Regions from separate parts of the Mus musculus genome. Here region 2 is linked to region 1. The links are chromatin loops, found by intact Hi-C in ENCODE. Cell type or tissue: left cerebral cortex. All regions are shown on one strand.

Evidence for each region. Peaks named below come from ENCODE experiments on the same cell type or tissue, not always from the same donor. Only the 100,000 strongest peaks of a DNase experiment are listed, where the experiment ranks them.
Region 2: it touches region 1 in a loop (2.3-fold over the local background); 2 of 42 quality-filtered maps call a loop at or near these places.

What each region holds. Positions count from the first base shown.
Region 1 is chr14:65,984,906-65,992,905 of GRCm38, forward strand. Gulo (gulonolactone (L-) oxidase) reads right to left here. Exons shown (of 12, transcript NM_178747.3): 9 at 6,125-6,274; 10 at 5,474-5,638; 11 at 3,277-3,367; 12 at 1,882-2,789. The coding sequence ends at 2,661. Among named protein-coding and RNA genes, the nearest start is that of Gulo, 20 kb to the right of the region's middle. In left cerebral cortex, a CTCF peak has its summit at 3,231 (motif pointing left); DNase peaks (open chromatin) are centred at 3,222, 4,399 and 4,723.
Region 2 is chr14:66,039,316-66,047,315 of GRCm38, forward strand. Adam2 (a disintegrin and metallopeptidase domain 2) reads right to left here. Exons shown (of 21, transcript NM_009618.3): 13 at 6,814-6,912; 14 at 3,728-3,920; 15 at 878-983. It also overlaps the pseudogene Gm10233. Among named protein-coding and RNA genes, the nearest start is that of Gulo, 34 kb to the left of the region's middle. In left cerebral cortex, no CTCF peak of the experiment used is centred here; no DNase peak of the experiment used is centred here.

The sequences.
Region 1 (8,000 bases):
TGTCAAGACACCAGCTCAGAGAGAGAATGAATCACACCCATTGGAACTCCTAAGGATGCACAGGTGCCCTAGCCATTAGAATGTGTGTTTCCACAACACTGGGCTAGCCAAGCAATCTAGGAATTGAAGAATGAAGGCACACGGGGGTTTCAGATCTGTCATTGGACCAAGTCCCTGCCTGCCTGCCTGTCTGTCTGCAATAGAATGCTCAGTTCATGGACTTTAAGCATGGAGATGTAAACTATCTAAAGTATACACTGTGGAAGGAGCCCCTGTCTCCAGCAGTAGCAGATGCTCTTCCTGGCCTACTGCTGGGGTAAAAATACCATCTTTAGGATGAGCCGGTACGAGTAAAGTTGGAGTTCAGTAAATACAGAAGGGAAGTCTGGGACTTGTTAAGGGGAGCAGGGCGGGCAGGAAGGGGATTGCAACACTTGGGATGTAAATAAATAAAAATCCATTAAAAAGAAGACAATCCATGCTTGTTTAAGCATGGGCATGGAGAGACACACAGCCAAGGAAAGGACAGAAGGACATTTGAGGAAATGAGGGCTTTTCAAGAGTGGAGTCATGGGGATTCTGGATAGTCCCCTTAATGAGCAAACTTAATGGGATGGGGGTTATTTGTGAGTTAAAACCGGGTGGGAGGTAACAAGTGTGGATTTCCCCAGAACAGGGTTCACCTCTTGTTGTCCTTCTACGGGGCTTTCCAGATGTGTCGTGGCATCAGAGGAATAATGGGAAAAGCAGTCTTACAAGCCCAGTGGTGGATGGGGCCATTACAGAGAAGCCAAGGATGTCAGTAGGCATATGTAGTCAGCCATGTTGGTCCCAGCGGGGCTTGGGTGGCCGTGTTCTTCACAGCATCCTGATAGCAGACAGCTCTGGGCTTTACCTTCTCTTTAAGCAACAAGTAGTCGGCCTTTCTCCACATGCCTATGCAGCCTGTCTCAAACTCCCCTACCTTTGGTTGAAGAGCTTAAAGACATCGCCTTTTGTAGCTTGCTTTGAGATATTGATAAGTCTCTTTACTTCTCTGAGCTTCGGTTTCTTCTTTTGTGGAAGGGCAGGGGTGGGTTGATTTGGAAACTGGAGATTTCCAATACCTTGGGGTTTAGTTTGCTATTATTTTCCTCCACCCAAGACACTCAGAGCCTAGAAGAGAGAGCTAGGAGCTTCAGTAGCTGTAAGCCTTCTTCTGATCCTGTGCTGGGAATCAAACACGGGTCCTCTACAAGAGCCAGGCATGGTCTTACGCTCTGAGCCCTCTCCAGGCCCACATTTACTCTTGTTAGCAGCACCAATCCATTTCAGAGTGGCCCAAAGAAAAGCAACCAATGAATACATCTATAACGAGAGATTCATGTTGGGCTCAGGTACCTATGATTTCATAGGCCCCAGTCTGCCAGGCAGCCCAAAGGCTGCAGACTCTGGCTGGAGTTAGTGTGGACTCTTGCGGCCCCAAAGCTTCTCCCAGTGGGCATGTTCAAACTTTTGGCTTGTCAACGTGGCATTCACACACATGAGAAATAGGCAATCAAGTTATAAGACTAATTTCAAAACTCATCATATTTTAAGTAAGCTTCTGCCCTTAAATATTTGTTATTGTTGATACTAATGTGTCATTGTGGCTTCATTTGCACTTTTCTAATGATCAGTGCAATGATACTGATCACGGATGCACTGATCATTCCCTAGGGTATAATGATATTGAACATGTTTTTCTGTGTCCGTGGGCCTTGTGTACCTGCTGTAGAGAAATATCTATCCAAGTCCTTTGCCCCTTTGCTGATCTGGCAATTCTGTTGGTAAGAACATTTTGCATTTTAACTCTCTACGAGATAAAGAATTAAAATATGAATTCCTCAAGGGCAAAAAGATATCTTTCAGAGTCTTTTAATTCTGACAAAGTACCTGGAACATATTGGCTCTCCAAGGAACATTCCAGAAAGGCCACAAATAAACTGAAATCATCTCTGTGAAGAGAAAGATGAAACCAAGACCCAGGGAAACCCAGGGACACGGCGAGATCCCAGCCCAAAGAATTGTCTCTGAGGTGAAGGGAGAAAACACAGGGATCTAACAGGAACTGGTTAAGAAGACGAGGCAAATTCCACTCTAAACACCACCCGAAAGAGACACTGTGAGGGCCAGGCCATGGCAGTCAGAAGGCCACGTGGACCCATCTGGAAGATGGCTTGCTCAGGACCAACAGACAGACTCTGGGCATCTGAAAGGCCTTTAAGGATAAAAGTAAGCAGAGCATGCCTCATGCTACCTCTGTTGCCAAGAGATCCCTTCTGAAGAGGGAGGGAAAACTGCAGGCCCCAGGGATCTCTCTATACTTGGTGGACCAGTAGAACCTAGAAGGACCAAATCCTTAGCCTGGACAGATATGATGCAAGGGGAACCCCTTTTCCTGAGATGATTGTAGTTTATGTATGGCTCGTGGAGATGCAAACAGGAATTTGAGTGAGAGGCCACTTCTTGCCTGGGGTGTTATGAAGATGATAAAGAAGGCAGAGGCCTCGGCCAGAGCCCAGCCCCTCCTTGTGTTCAGGAGAGGTCGTCTCCCACTGTGCCTGTGAGACACTGCCCTGCCCCCCCCCCCCCAAGGCAGCAGAAGTGAGGGGTCAGGGCAGCTTGCTTCTGCTTCTACTTTAGTAGAAAACCTTTTCCAGGTACGAATTCAAGAACATTCCAGTGGGGTCCAGCTTCTCGCGGATGTCACAGAACTTGTGAAAGGCGGGGTACATTTTCTCAAAGTCCTTCCTGGTGCAATTGTGGGCCTGTGGACACAATCAGCAGCATCGGGCTTTGTCCTCACAGAACTATGTCAAGCAAGGCTGCACTGATCCTGAGCCTGCACTGACACTGCCCCGCCCTCCCCCTCCCCCGACAAAAAGAAGGGGGTCTTGAAGATAACGCTAAAAGGCCTTAAAATGCACCCCATGATAGCATGGAGGCCCCAGCTTCGGTCCCACCACTACACAGGCCTTCCTTAACTGTTTTATTTGTTAAGTGGGCACACTGATGTTTACCTTACCCTGCTCGCTAGCTCCATGGGAAAATCTAATAAAGTGAAAGAAATCTCTAGGATGATTCCCAAGGGATCTGGGCTTCAGGGGCCAGAGTGCAGGAAAGGCATATTCTGGTGCCCTTTCACTAAGAAGCTGGGAGGATTCCTCAGAGTTAATAGGGAGGAGCGCCCTCTTGTGGACATAAGGTGCACAGCAGTTGCCCCGTGGCTATGGGGAAATGTCTGAATGTTTTTACCTTTGCCCAGTGGGGCCTGCCTCCAAACTTCTTCATGATGGTCTCATAGGCCAGCCAGTAATCCAACCGAGGCACATCCTTCCCATAGGGCCTAAAGTAGAGAGGAAGAAGGTGGCTATCCGGCTCTGTCCCATGATGTGCCTCCACTGTCTCAGGTGCCTTCTCTTTGACCTGCCCCTAATCTGGCAGGTGACTGGAGATTAAGCTGGCTCTCCCTGCAGATCAGCCCAGCCAGGACAGATGCCTGCTCACTGCACATCCCTAAGGGTTCCCCGAGACGTTGTCCCCTCTTGTATTCATCAGTTGGTATCTGGACATTACTGTGAGTTTAATCTTGGCCAAAGACTGACCAAGGGTAATGGAGCTGAAAAATTCCTCTTGTCCAGGTTATCGCTTTACACAGGTTAGCCACCATCATATACAATAGATATAATGTATCGCACACCACAATCATATACAATAGATACAATGTATCGCATCCCACCATCATATACAATAGATACAATGTATTGCATCCCACCATCATATACAATAGATACAATGTATCACATGCCACCATCATATATACAATAGATACAATGTATTGTACAGGCATGCAGCCTAGGACAAGCAGGGGGGTGCTGTGCAGGGTGATGTTTATTGTTATAAAATTGTTAATGGTGTGTTTGCCAGAATATTTCCTCATTGCAAGCAACTCTCGACTGTCACACAATACCCACACACTGTTCATACATACAGTATTCATATAATAGACACACAATGCACAAATTTGAAATATCATACTTTTACACAATACTTAATACTTAAATGCAACACACACAATAGTTACACATCTAGTATTCACACACAATACACACATACATAATGTGCATGAAATATGCACAGCACCCCCCCATACTAGTCACATACCATGCTCACACATATCACACACATATGGTACTTTGGCCAGTGCTGTGGAATCCCCAGATGACTTTATCCATGTCTAGAAAGCAAGGCTGTGTAACCTAATGAAGCTCTCCAGTTGGTCTCTTGCCCGGCTACTCAGCCCCATGGTGACTGATCTCCAAAGCTGACGTCAGCGCTAACACTTCAAACGCATTCAGATGCATCCCGTGGCATCCCTCACTTCTGCATTTGCGTTTGAGGATTGAGAAGCTGAGACACACAGACAGCTGACACACAAGCTTTACCATAGCTACATCCTCCATGAACGAGACGACAGTTCCTTCAGTGAGTCTTTCAGAAAAGTGTTTGTGACTCTTTGAGGCCCCCTAAAAACTGAATTCAGCTGTCCCTGGCTTTGCAAGGATTTGAGGCCTTACACATGGGGGAAGAACACCCTAGAAAGATCAAGGTGGCCACTATTTTTTTTTCAAAGCCAGAGAAGGCCTGAGTCTCGTGGCGGTGTGAAGCAAGACTGGAGGTGGTGTGGGTGGTAGATGAGGGATACATCTTAGCAAGAAACCAGAAAAGACTAATTCCCTCAGGCACCTCCTGCAGGCTAAAAAGAGAGAAAAGAAGGCCAGCCACAAGCTTGGGTTCAGTCCCTGGAACTGACAAGTACCCCTATGCAGGCAGGAACCCAACATCAGGTACCCGCCTCTCTTCTGTTGAACTTAAACTAGCCTCGGAATCCATCCCAACATAGCCTGGCTTCCAGGCCAGCAGAGATCTTACTGGGGTGGGCACCTGAGTGAGAATATATTGCTCATTTTGTTATATAATCCTCATAAATAATAAATATTCCTCACTGGTATTAATTCACTCTTGATGCTAGAATATAGCGATATAGCCTAGCCTATAAGTGGTATACGTCACAAGACTCTATAGGAGGGAGCATTCTAAGAACTCAAAGGAGTGAGATGTCAGTGTAATCTGCCAATAGAGAAAGTGGCCTCGCCAGGCGTGGTGGCACACGCCTTTAATCCCAGCACTTGGGAGGCAGAGGCAGGTGGATTTCTGAGTCCGAGGCTAGCCTGGTCTACAAAGTGAGTTCCAGGACAGCCAGAGCTACACAGAGAAACCCTGTCTCGAAAAACCAAGACAGAGAGAGAGAGAGAGAGAGAGAGAGAGAGAGAGAGAGAGAGAGAGAAAGAGAAGGTGGCCTCAGAAGATGGCACTGGAAGGTTAGAGAAGTAGAGGAATCCCTTTGCACTCGAGGGCTCCTTACACCCCACACCCTGCAGAGAGCTTTCACCTGTACATAATGATGTTCATGTAGCAGCTGTCCCTCTGGAAGCACGGGCTCAGCAGGATGTCATCACCTCGGGTGAAGCGCACCTCCACGGGGTAGTGGGCTACCACCTTGGGGTGGGCCTCCAGCATGGCCTTTAGCTCCAGCAGGGCCTCCTTGGTCTTCTCCCTGCCCTCCGCCCAGGAGAGACTTCAGAGTAAGAAGGGACTACCGCAATCCTCCTCCTCCATGGCTTTATATAGGGGACCTGGGCCTGAGCTGGGATGCTCATGGCCCAGCTCTAGAGGAAACCGTTTTTTCATGGTATGTCTGGGGGAGCGCACTATCTGGGGAAGGTCTTACATGGGGATGGCCCCTATCTGGGGATAGGCCTATCTTGGGAAGGTCTTACCTGGGCATGGCCCTATCTAGGGTAGGTCTTTTTTTTTTTTTTTTTTTTTTTTTTTTTTTTTTTTTTGAGACAGGGTTTCTCTGTATAGCCCTGGCTGTCCTGGAACTCACTTTGTAGACCAGGCTGGACTCAAACTCAGAAATCCGCCTGCCTCTGCCTCCTGAGTGCTGGGATTAAAGGCGTGCGCCACCACGCCCGGCAAGGGTAGGTCTTACCTGGGGATAGTCCTATCTGGGGGTGCTCCTACCTGGGGGTACCCCTACCTGGGGATGGCCCAGTCTTGGACATGCTGCTTGAAGCGACACTCGTAGGAGAAGATCTTGTGGCTGAGGTTGCTGCTCTCCTTCTTGCAGTTGAACAGCAGCCAGAAGAAGAAGCGGTTGATCCAGCCCACGAGGCGTGGCAGGTAGGTGCTGCAGGTGACAGGGTAGGGGGGTTAGGGGGCCCAGCATTTACCGTGTCAGCTGTGTGTGCACAGGCCCTCACTCCTCGTCTCCTAGCAGCCTTGTTGTATCCAGGCTGGGCCAGTGTGGTGTTGGTCCAGGTAGGAACAGTGCCTTCCACCCCCTGCTTTATCTCACCTTTCACCTACCAACGGCCCTTAAGACTCTGCTCAGTGTCTTGTCACTTCACGACACACAGTAACAAATGTCCATATTTCAAGCCTTACTGGCTAGCTAGGGCAAGGGTGAGTCGAATTTTAATTTTAGCGGATGCCTGCCAGGTTTAGCTCCAAAAAGAATGTTCCATTCACTCTCCTTCTGTGATGGTTTGTATATGCTCAGCCCAGGGAGTGGCGCTATTAGAAGGTGTTGCCTTTTTGAAGTAGGCGTGGCACTATGGATGTGGGCGCTAAGATCCTCATCCTAGCTGCCTGGAGGTCAATATTCTGCTAGCATGGTGGTCTGTGCTCAGTAGTAAAACCCTAACTAAGAAAGAAGTTGGTACCGGGCCCAGGGTATTGCTGTGACAGGCCTGACCATGATTTTGTTTGGAAGAATGTGGATTTGGGGATTTTGGATTTGGAAAGCCATGAAATGTTTTAAGTGGGGCTTAATGGGCTATCCCAGTAGGAATATGGAAGACTTTGTTGCTGTGAGTGATTTCAGCTGTGCAGACCTGGCCCAAGAGGGTTCAGTGGAGAAGGATGTCAGTATGTGGCCTAGAGACTGTTTTTGTAGTATTTTGGTGAAGAACATGGCTGCTTTTTGCCCTTGTCTGTAAGTCTACCTGAGGCTAAGGTGAAGAGACGCCAATTAATTGCGCTGACAAAGGAAGTCTCAAAAAAGCCCAGCAGAGACTTGTTCTCTGGTTAAGTCTCATGGAGAGAGTTGTGAACAAGCATAGCAAGCTGAGAAAGGGAAAGTATAAAATATATGGTTTAAATATTAAAGGGAAACCAGAGAATAGAATAGAGCTGAAATCTATGTTCTAGGAGATAGCAGATTAAGGGAGTAGGGCTTTGGGGCAAGATCCTACCCAAATAAATTTAGATCCAGGCATGGTGGTACACACCTTTATTCCCTGGAGACAAAGACAAACAGATCTCTGAGTTCAAGGCCAGCCTAGAACAGAGCAAGAAAAATTTAAATCTAGGCTTGGTGGACCACACCTTTAATCCCAGTATTTAGGAGACAGGCATGCAGATCTGAGTTGAAAGTCAGTCTGCAGAACAAGTTCCAGAACAGCCAAGCTTAGGCAGTGAAGGAGTTGGAAAACAGAAAGCTGGTGATAATGTAATAGAACAAGGGAGCCATGTTCCAGCCCCAGCAAGCAGCAGAACTCAGCAGCTTTGGCCATGTGGCTCTGGCTTTAGAGTCCAGAATAGAAGGGATTACTAAGACAGTTGATGCTGGTTAGCTGGAGCTATGAAATCAGTGGTGATTAAGAAGAGACCAGCATCATTGAGGTGAAATCTGGGATGTGTTTTCTGAGAGCACAAAAAAACTGTGTTCCAGAGACATAGTCAAGGTTGTACCTCATGCTGCAGCTGTACTTGGTAATGGGTAAGAGTCACCCAGGTGGTACTGGTTTTGAAGGTCATGAAGAACAACTGAGGCCTGGCACTGTGAGAGGCCATGGAAGGCCATGGGTGAAGGTGCAGCCTGTTACAGTTGATGGCCCGTGACTGAAGGGGTC
Region 2 (8,000 bases), 54 kb after region 1:
GAGCACTGGCTGCTCTTCCAGAAAACCCAAGTTTGATTCCCAGTACCCAGGAGGGTAACTCACAACCCTTGCTATAGAGGCTGTGACACCTTCTTCTCCCCTCCTTGGGCATTCATTGGTCATGCAAGGGACACACAGACATGTTTTCAGGCAAAAATCCAGACATATAAAACAAATAAACAGAAATTAAAAAAAAAGACTATCCACTCCTTGTGTGTGTGTGTGTTATATAAGCTTTTGTGCATGGTACATATGAGGGTCTACTGGCTTGTGTGCATGTGTATCGAGACTGTAGGTCAATGACAGGTGTCTTTCTATCCCTTGCCACCTTATTTTTTTAAGACAGGGGCACCCAGTGAACCCAGAGTTCACCATTTCAGCTAGACTGGCTGATCAGGTGTCCCTGAGGTCACCTACTACTGTTCTCCATAGCAAAGTTACCAAACTATGCCAGCACATCTGGTTTTTATATGGGTACTAGAGATCTGAATTCAGATCCTTGTGTCTAAGCAGGAAGTACTTCACCCACTGAGCCATTTCCGCAAGCCAAGACTGCTCATTCTTTATATAATTAAGGAGATAGCATACAGATTTTTAAAAATTGAATACTTATGGGTGACAAGTGCCCCCTTGTTGAAATAAAACCCTGAGTGGCAAAAGACAGGCCAAAAATTCAGGCCAAAGTAGTTCAACCTAGACAGCAACAGCCCAGGTGTGTCGGAAACAACACGGAGCCTCCTTCCGCACCTCTGACGTCTGTCACTAGCTAGATATGTCAGGCTTTGTGGTCAGGTGCTAGTTGGCTTCCGTGTGAAGGTGACTGGGGACATTTTCAAGGGTAAAGTGACAGAATCTGGTCACATTTCCTAAGGCATACTTAGGTGGGCATTCCTTGTATCCCCCAGCAGAGATTCCACAGCTCCCAGATATGTCGCTCTTGGAATTCAGCTCCCAGAAACATTCACTTGAACCAAAGCCTGCATCTGGAAGTTAGGCAAATGAAAGAGTGTCAGTGGCATCGAGCGTTTTCATACCTGGAATTAAAACAAGGGATGAAGACTTTCGCAGCTTGAAAATGGTTTTGGAATGTATTGCACAAAAGGCAAGCATCACATAGAATTGAAGATGGATGGCTCAGGGATACACTTCCAACTTCATGTACCTGGCAGTGCCTAATATGCAATGCCAATAACCCCAGGCACAGCAACAAAAAGCTAGGTTTTTGTTTTTTGTTTTTGGTTTTTTGTTTTTTTAATGCAATTGATATTCTGGTGAATAAGGTGGGCTTTCTTTTTTCATACATGTTTTTTCAATCACACTGTTCACCAATTGCTTTTTGTCTCTGAGTTTTCCTAGTTTCAATTCTCCCAAGACCCAAACTACTTTGAGAACAGTTTCTATTTTCAACCTCTGTCCATGCTACTCTTGTTGAAGCCTCTGATGGGGACATTTGACAACTATGTTGCTGGGCTGGAGGAAAGTGACCTGTCACAACAGCATCCCTGGGGGCTCAACTAGGTTGCCTAGAGATGCCAGTGAACCCAAAGTTCATTATATTCATTATGTCTCAGAATCCATTTGCCAAATTTGTTGTGGGTAAGAAATAAAGATTTTTGAGCTTGGTTAGGGAATCCAACTGTTCTTTGTGGACCAGAAAAAAAAAATAGGTAGAATCTGAATATTTCATAGCCACAGGGACAATATTTGACCCCTCATACCCTGTTGGCTCTTTTCCAGCTTCCTCTTGAGGGTAAACAAGGAAAAGATAGAAGATGAGAGTCTGGGGAAGTGGCTTTGATTGTGTCATAGTTTCCTATCTGCCTAAGTATCCATCAAAGCACGCAGCTGAAAGCCCTGGAGACCCACAGGTGAGTCACATGGGAACAGCCTTCAAATTCTAACTGACACCCAATGAGTATCAGTTATCAAGAAATATTAAATGAACCCAGACAACTGCCTTGCTGTTTAGGTTCAGTAGAATTAAAAGACGACTGGCAGGGTCTGTCCACAGACAGGCCCCTTTAACATCAACCATGGAACAGGAGAGACCGGGCAACCACTTCTAACGGAAGAGATGCCTCTATCTGCAGTTTCACTTGGGAATAAACAGAACAAAGTTAGTCAGCTGAGTTAAAATGACTAAGTATTTTAACATGCATACACATGGGAAAAAAATCCCAAAGGGCACAATCTACAAGAAATAAAAAGTGTCAGAAATATGTGGAATGGAGAGATGGTTAAGAAATTTGATTGCTCTTTCAGAGGATCCCAGTTTGATCCCCAACACTCACAGACACAAAATAAAAATAAATCCCCAATCATATATATATATATAAAAGAAATCGAAGTAGATGATTAGGTATAAATTTATATTTGATCTTTGAGGTTTGTGTGATAATGTAACACTTAGTTCATGTTGCAAGAAACTCAAAGAATGCTAAGCAGAAGCTCATGGTTGGGCCGGCAGGATGGTTCAGCAGTTAAAGATGATTGCCATGCAAACAAACCACATTCACTTTCAGTCCTAGAAACCCACAGTGGGAGGAGGGAACTGCATCTTGAAAGCTGACCTCTGACCTCTACACATGTGTCATGATATGTGCACACCTCTGTGATGCATCACACAGACACACACAGACAGACAGACACACACACACACATTCACCCACCCACCCAGGCTCACACACTAATAACAATAATAAATACACTTAAAAAGAAAAAAAAAAAGTAAGCACACAGAGCCACACAATGTTTGGTGCTGGAATGAACGTTTGGTGGAAGTGAAGCCATGGTGAGCAGATGTGGGGTGTGGGGTGGGAGGTGCTCTTTTCCTCTCTCTCTCTCTTTTTTTTTGGTTTTTTTGAGACAGGGTTTCTCTGTATAGCTCTGGCTGTCCTGGAGCTCACTTTGTAGACCAGGCTGGCCTCGAACTCAGAAATCCACCTGCCTCTGCCTCTGCCTCCCGAGTGCTGGGATTAAAGGCATGCACCACCATGCCCAGCTGGGAGGTGCTCTTTAAGGGGACACTCAGACCCCTGGCAGCTACATGTTCCTCTGCTTTTTGGCTAACATTAAGTATGGGCAGATTCCTCCACCATGTGACCTTACGACAACACGTCATTTTACCCATACGTGGTGTGCTGAAAGTAGCAGGCCCAGGGGACTAGGGAATGAACCTCTGAGACAGAGCCTGAGTGGAGTGGGGGTGGCCGGAGGATGTTGGTTGGCAGAGGATGCAGAGTACGTGGGGGAGCTGTGGCCTTGGAACGATTCTCAGTACTGCAGACAACACCAAACAGATCCAGCTATTTCTCTCTCACTAGCTCTTTTCTCTCTTTCTTTCTCCTTTCCTTTCTTTCTTCCTTCCTTCCTTTCTTTCTCTCTCCTCTCTCTCTCTCTCCTCTCTCTCTCTCTCTTTCTTTCTTTCTCTTAAATTTATGCCATTAAGATTTAGGTTTAGTTATTCTTCTCAAAGATCAGCTATTTTTTTAAAGATTTATTTACTATGTATACAGTGTTCTGTCTGTATATAATCCTGCAGACCAGAAGAGGGTCCCAGATCTCATTATAGATGGCAATGAGCCACCATGTGGTTGCTGGGAATTGAACTCAGGACCTCTGGAAGAGCAGCCAGTACTCTTAACCTCTGAGCCATCTCTCCAACCCCAGCTATTTCTTTTCAGCTCCCAGAGAATGCTTAAATGGAAAAACTAAATGATTAAAGTACCGATGCCAAATAGATCCTGGCACTGCTGTTCTCCACTCTGACAGGTGCCGTTAATACAGATCCACTTGCGATTGTCACATGGGTGACCGTTTTGAACAAAGAAGTCTTCACACACTTCGGATGTGCCGTTGCAGTACTCTGTGACATCACACTCATCTTGGGCAAGCCTGCAAACCTCCCCTTTCCGCTTCAGCTGATGGGTAAAAGTGAATCACAGTGAATACGACAGCAGAGAAGTAGGAATGTTTGTCCCTAGAGAGGATTGTGTAGGTCATGTAGAAACAAATGCTCTGACCGATGCCAGCATGGACCGGTACTCTCACAAGGCCTCACCCCAAATGAAAAGCTACAGGCAAGTAATGACTGTTCAGAGAGGGAGAATGTGTCTCCCAATGAGTGAGCACCCTGATAGGTTATGCAATCTCATCTCAAGTGGCCAACCTAATATGTGTGTGTGTGTGTGTGTGTGTGTGTGTGTGTGTGTGTGTGTAATAATTAAATAAAAAGCCGTGGATTAGAAAGAGTGGAAGAGTTGTGGGAGGAGTTGGAGGTGAAATAATCAACATATCTTGCACATATATAAAATTTAAACAGAACAAAAATACACTATTAAATGAAAATATGTGTTGCTTGCAGCACATTTTAACTATATGGCATGCAATAGGAGCAATATTTCCATTTCAGTCATTCATACAACACATACATTCTTGCTTTTTTTTTTTTTTTTTCCGAGACAGGGTTTCTCTGTGTAGCTCTGGCTGTCCTGGAAACTCACTTTGTAGACCAGGCTGGCCTGGAACTCAGAAATCTGCCTGCCTCTGCCGCCCGAGTGCTGGGATTAAAGGTGTGCGCCACCACGCCCGGCATCTTGTTTTATTTTTTAAGGAAAGGATTTTTGAAATATTATAGAAATGCTGAAGAAAATTAAATTTTCAAGGCTGAAAGACTTGTCAATAATAAGGTGGAAGAGGTATACGCATAGAATGAAAGACTTTTAAATTATTTTCTTAAGAGTAGAAATGTCTGAAGTCCTTGGGTCCCTCCCCTTGGAGCTCACGGAGTCCTGGGAAGAGATGGGGAGGCAGGGAGGGGTGGGGGTCTGTAGGAGCCAGAGGCGGGGAGGACACCAGGGAAGGATGGCCCACAGAAGAAACTAAGCAAGGCTCACAGAGACTGAAGCAGCAACCACAGAGTCTGCATGGGTCTGCACCAGGTCCTCTGTGTATGTGTTATGGTTGAGTAGCACAGGGCTTCTGTGGGACTTCTAATGCTGGGGAGTGTCTCTGACTCTCTTGTCTGCTCTTGGGACCATTTTTCCTTCCAGCAGGGTTGCCTTGCCTCACCCTGACCAGAGGTCTGTCCTTGGACTTGTTTCTTGTTACGCTCCTCTTATGAAGGGAGATGGAGGAGAGGGGACTTGCCTGCGTGCGTGTGTGTGTGTGTGTGTGTGTGTGTGTGTGTGTGTAGAGAGTGTTAACACACTGGGAGGAGTGGAGGGGGGAAGCTATGGTTAAGATGTATTGTATAGAGAAGAATTTAAAGGGACGAAATATCATAAATTTGGAAAAAGGAATTATACGCTGATTTTGAAAAGGGCAGTGTAGTAATACTTGTGATATCAAAATAAACCACTGACAAATGTTAGAAAACAAAGATTAGACACGTCAATTCTCTTTAAAAGGAAAAGCTTGGGTCTGAGGAGATGGCTCAGTGGTTGTAGTTAAGAGCACTGGCTGTTTGTCTAGAGAACCTAAGCTCATTGTTTGGCACTCATGCGGCACCGTATAGCCACCCAGAACTCCAGTCTTAAGGGATCTGGCACTCCCTTCTGGCCTCTGACAAATCACCCATACCTATACAAATTAAGGAAAAGTATTTTCTTTAAAAAGTGAAAAGGACGGCGCCCGGAAGGTCAGCGTGGTGAAGGTGGCAGGAGCAACGCGGGTCTTCCCGCTGTTGCTTGTCGCGGCCACGGCCGAGCATACGTCCCCGGCCTGAGGTGGTGGTGGCGAGCCCACCGCCGTTTGCTGCAACCTCATGGAAGGTGGCGGAGGAAGTAGCAACAAATCCACCAGCGGGTTAGCTGGCTTCTTCGGAGCCGGAGGAGCGGGTTACTCGAACGCTGATTTGGCCGGCGTCCCGCTGACTGGTATGAACCCCCTGTCTCCTTATTTAAATGTGGATCCACGCTATCTCGTTCAGGATACTGATGAATTTATTTTGCCAACTGGAGCTAATAAAACCCGAGGCAGATTTGAACTAGCTTTCTTTACCATTGGAGGATGTTGCATGACAGGGGCCGCATTCGGGGCAATGAACGGTCTTCGTTTAGGATTGAAGGAAACCCAGAGCATGGCCTGGTCCAAACCAAGAAATGTACAGATTTTGAATATGGTGACTAGGCAAGGAGCACTTTGGGCTAATACTCTAGGCTCCCTGGCTTTGCTCTATAGTGCTTTTGGTGTTATCATTGAGAAAACACGGGGTGCAGAAGATGACCTCAACACAGTAGCAGCTGGAACCATGACCGGGATGTTGTATAAATGTACAGGTGGTCTTCGAGGAATAGCACGCGGTGGCCTGGCAGGACTGACACTCACCAGTCTCTATGCACTGTATAACAACTGGGAGCACATGAAAGGTTCCCTGCTCCAACAGTCACTCTGAAGATTTTTGGCACCTCAGGAATGGGGGACACTTCATAGTCATCCAGATCAATTAATAAGCCAGTCTGGAGTTGCTTTCTGTCTTGTACCTACAGTTACTTTGAACAATTGGAGACTCTGATTTGCTGTGACAAAGATCATGGATGGTTAGCCTGGACTGCACTGCTTGCCCTCAGTGAGTGGAAGCCAACCCCTTGGTGGCTCACTGAGTATGTGTTCTCTTCTCCTTTGTGAGATGATCTTGCACCCCAAACTGGAAAACCACTTACTCTCCAAATTCAGGCCATACTTTTTATTACCATGTTAATTCATTTAAAAAATCTAAAACTTAAATGTTGCCCTGTTTTCCAAATAAAGGGTGAAAACAGAAAAAAAAAAAAAAAAAGTGAAAAGGAAAGAGAGGAGGAGGCTCTTTCTTGCCTTGCACGAGTTGCAGCATATTCCGCTGGAGCACTCGGAGCCATCTGACAGCTTACAGGTGTCGGGGTTACAGCATGGCGGGGGCATTTCTGCACAGCCCTGGAAGGCAAACCACAAGCCTGATATGCCTATCTGAATCCATCCCCGCTGAATGGAAATCGTAATGGCTACATGCTTCATAGCTTACAGACAGATGCTCGCCTTTCATGTTGGCAAACAGGAAAAGAAACAGAGTCTCTTCTTTCTTGCCCTGCAGACATTGATTTTTGACCCCCTACTAAGTGTTACATCCTAGTCATTTCTTCTAGGATGGAGCTTGCTGTGTTGGAAACAGAATTCTCTGATACCACGGGATCTTTCACAGTGGAGATGGTGAGGTGGCCCCTGGCTCTTGTAGATGAAGGCCAAATAAATATAATATATGGGATAAAGAGGAGCTACAGTTACTTCTAATGTGCCACGTTTGAGCCTAAATAATATAAGGCTCAATAATAAATGCTTTTTAAAGGTGTGTGTGTGTGACTGAATCTCTTGCTTTTGTATCATTAGTAAATGGTTACATGGCTTCTGTGTTATGCTTTGAGTCTGCCTTAATAGCTTTGACTGTTAGGGCTAATAAAATAAGAAAGGAAAGGTCTTTTTAGAGGACATATTCACACACACACATGCGTGCGCACACATACATACATACACACACACACACTTTTAATCCTCAGGGATTTGAAATGGTAGGTAGGTTGGGAAAAGTTGTAAGCAGATAGGAGTCAGCAGTGGAGGTCAGCTGTCATAGTATGACTTCTGCACCGTACACATTAAGGCACAGGAAGGTTTCTGTGTTCTGCACAGCTGTTCTGTCAAGTGAATGTCATTGCTCTTGCTCATGACATGGACATCTACAGGGAAGGGGCAGCACAGTGGTGAGAACTCAGTTAGTGGTTAGAATGTGATGAAGCTACGACACTATTGTCAGACCTGAGAGTGGGAACTTTCAATGTGTTTCCATTCAAGCCAAATCAAGTGAAAACTTTTGGGTGATGGGCAGTATTTCCTTAAAAGCACACTATTCATTTTGGATAGTTTTAGTTCAACTTGACACAATCTAGAAACATCAGAGGAAGGAAGTCTCAGTGAAGGATTGTCTAGGTCAGGTGGGCATGACGTAGAGGAATATCTTTTTTTTTTTTTTT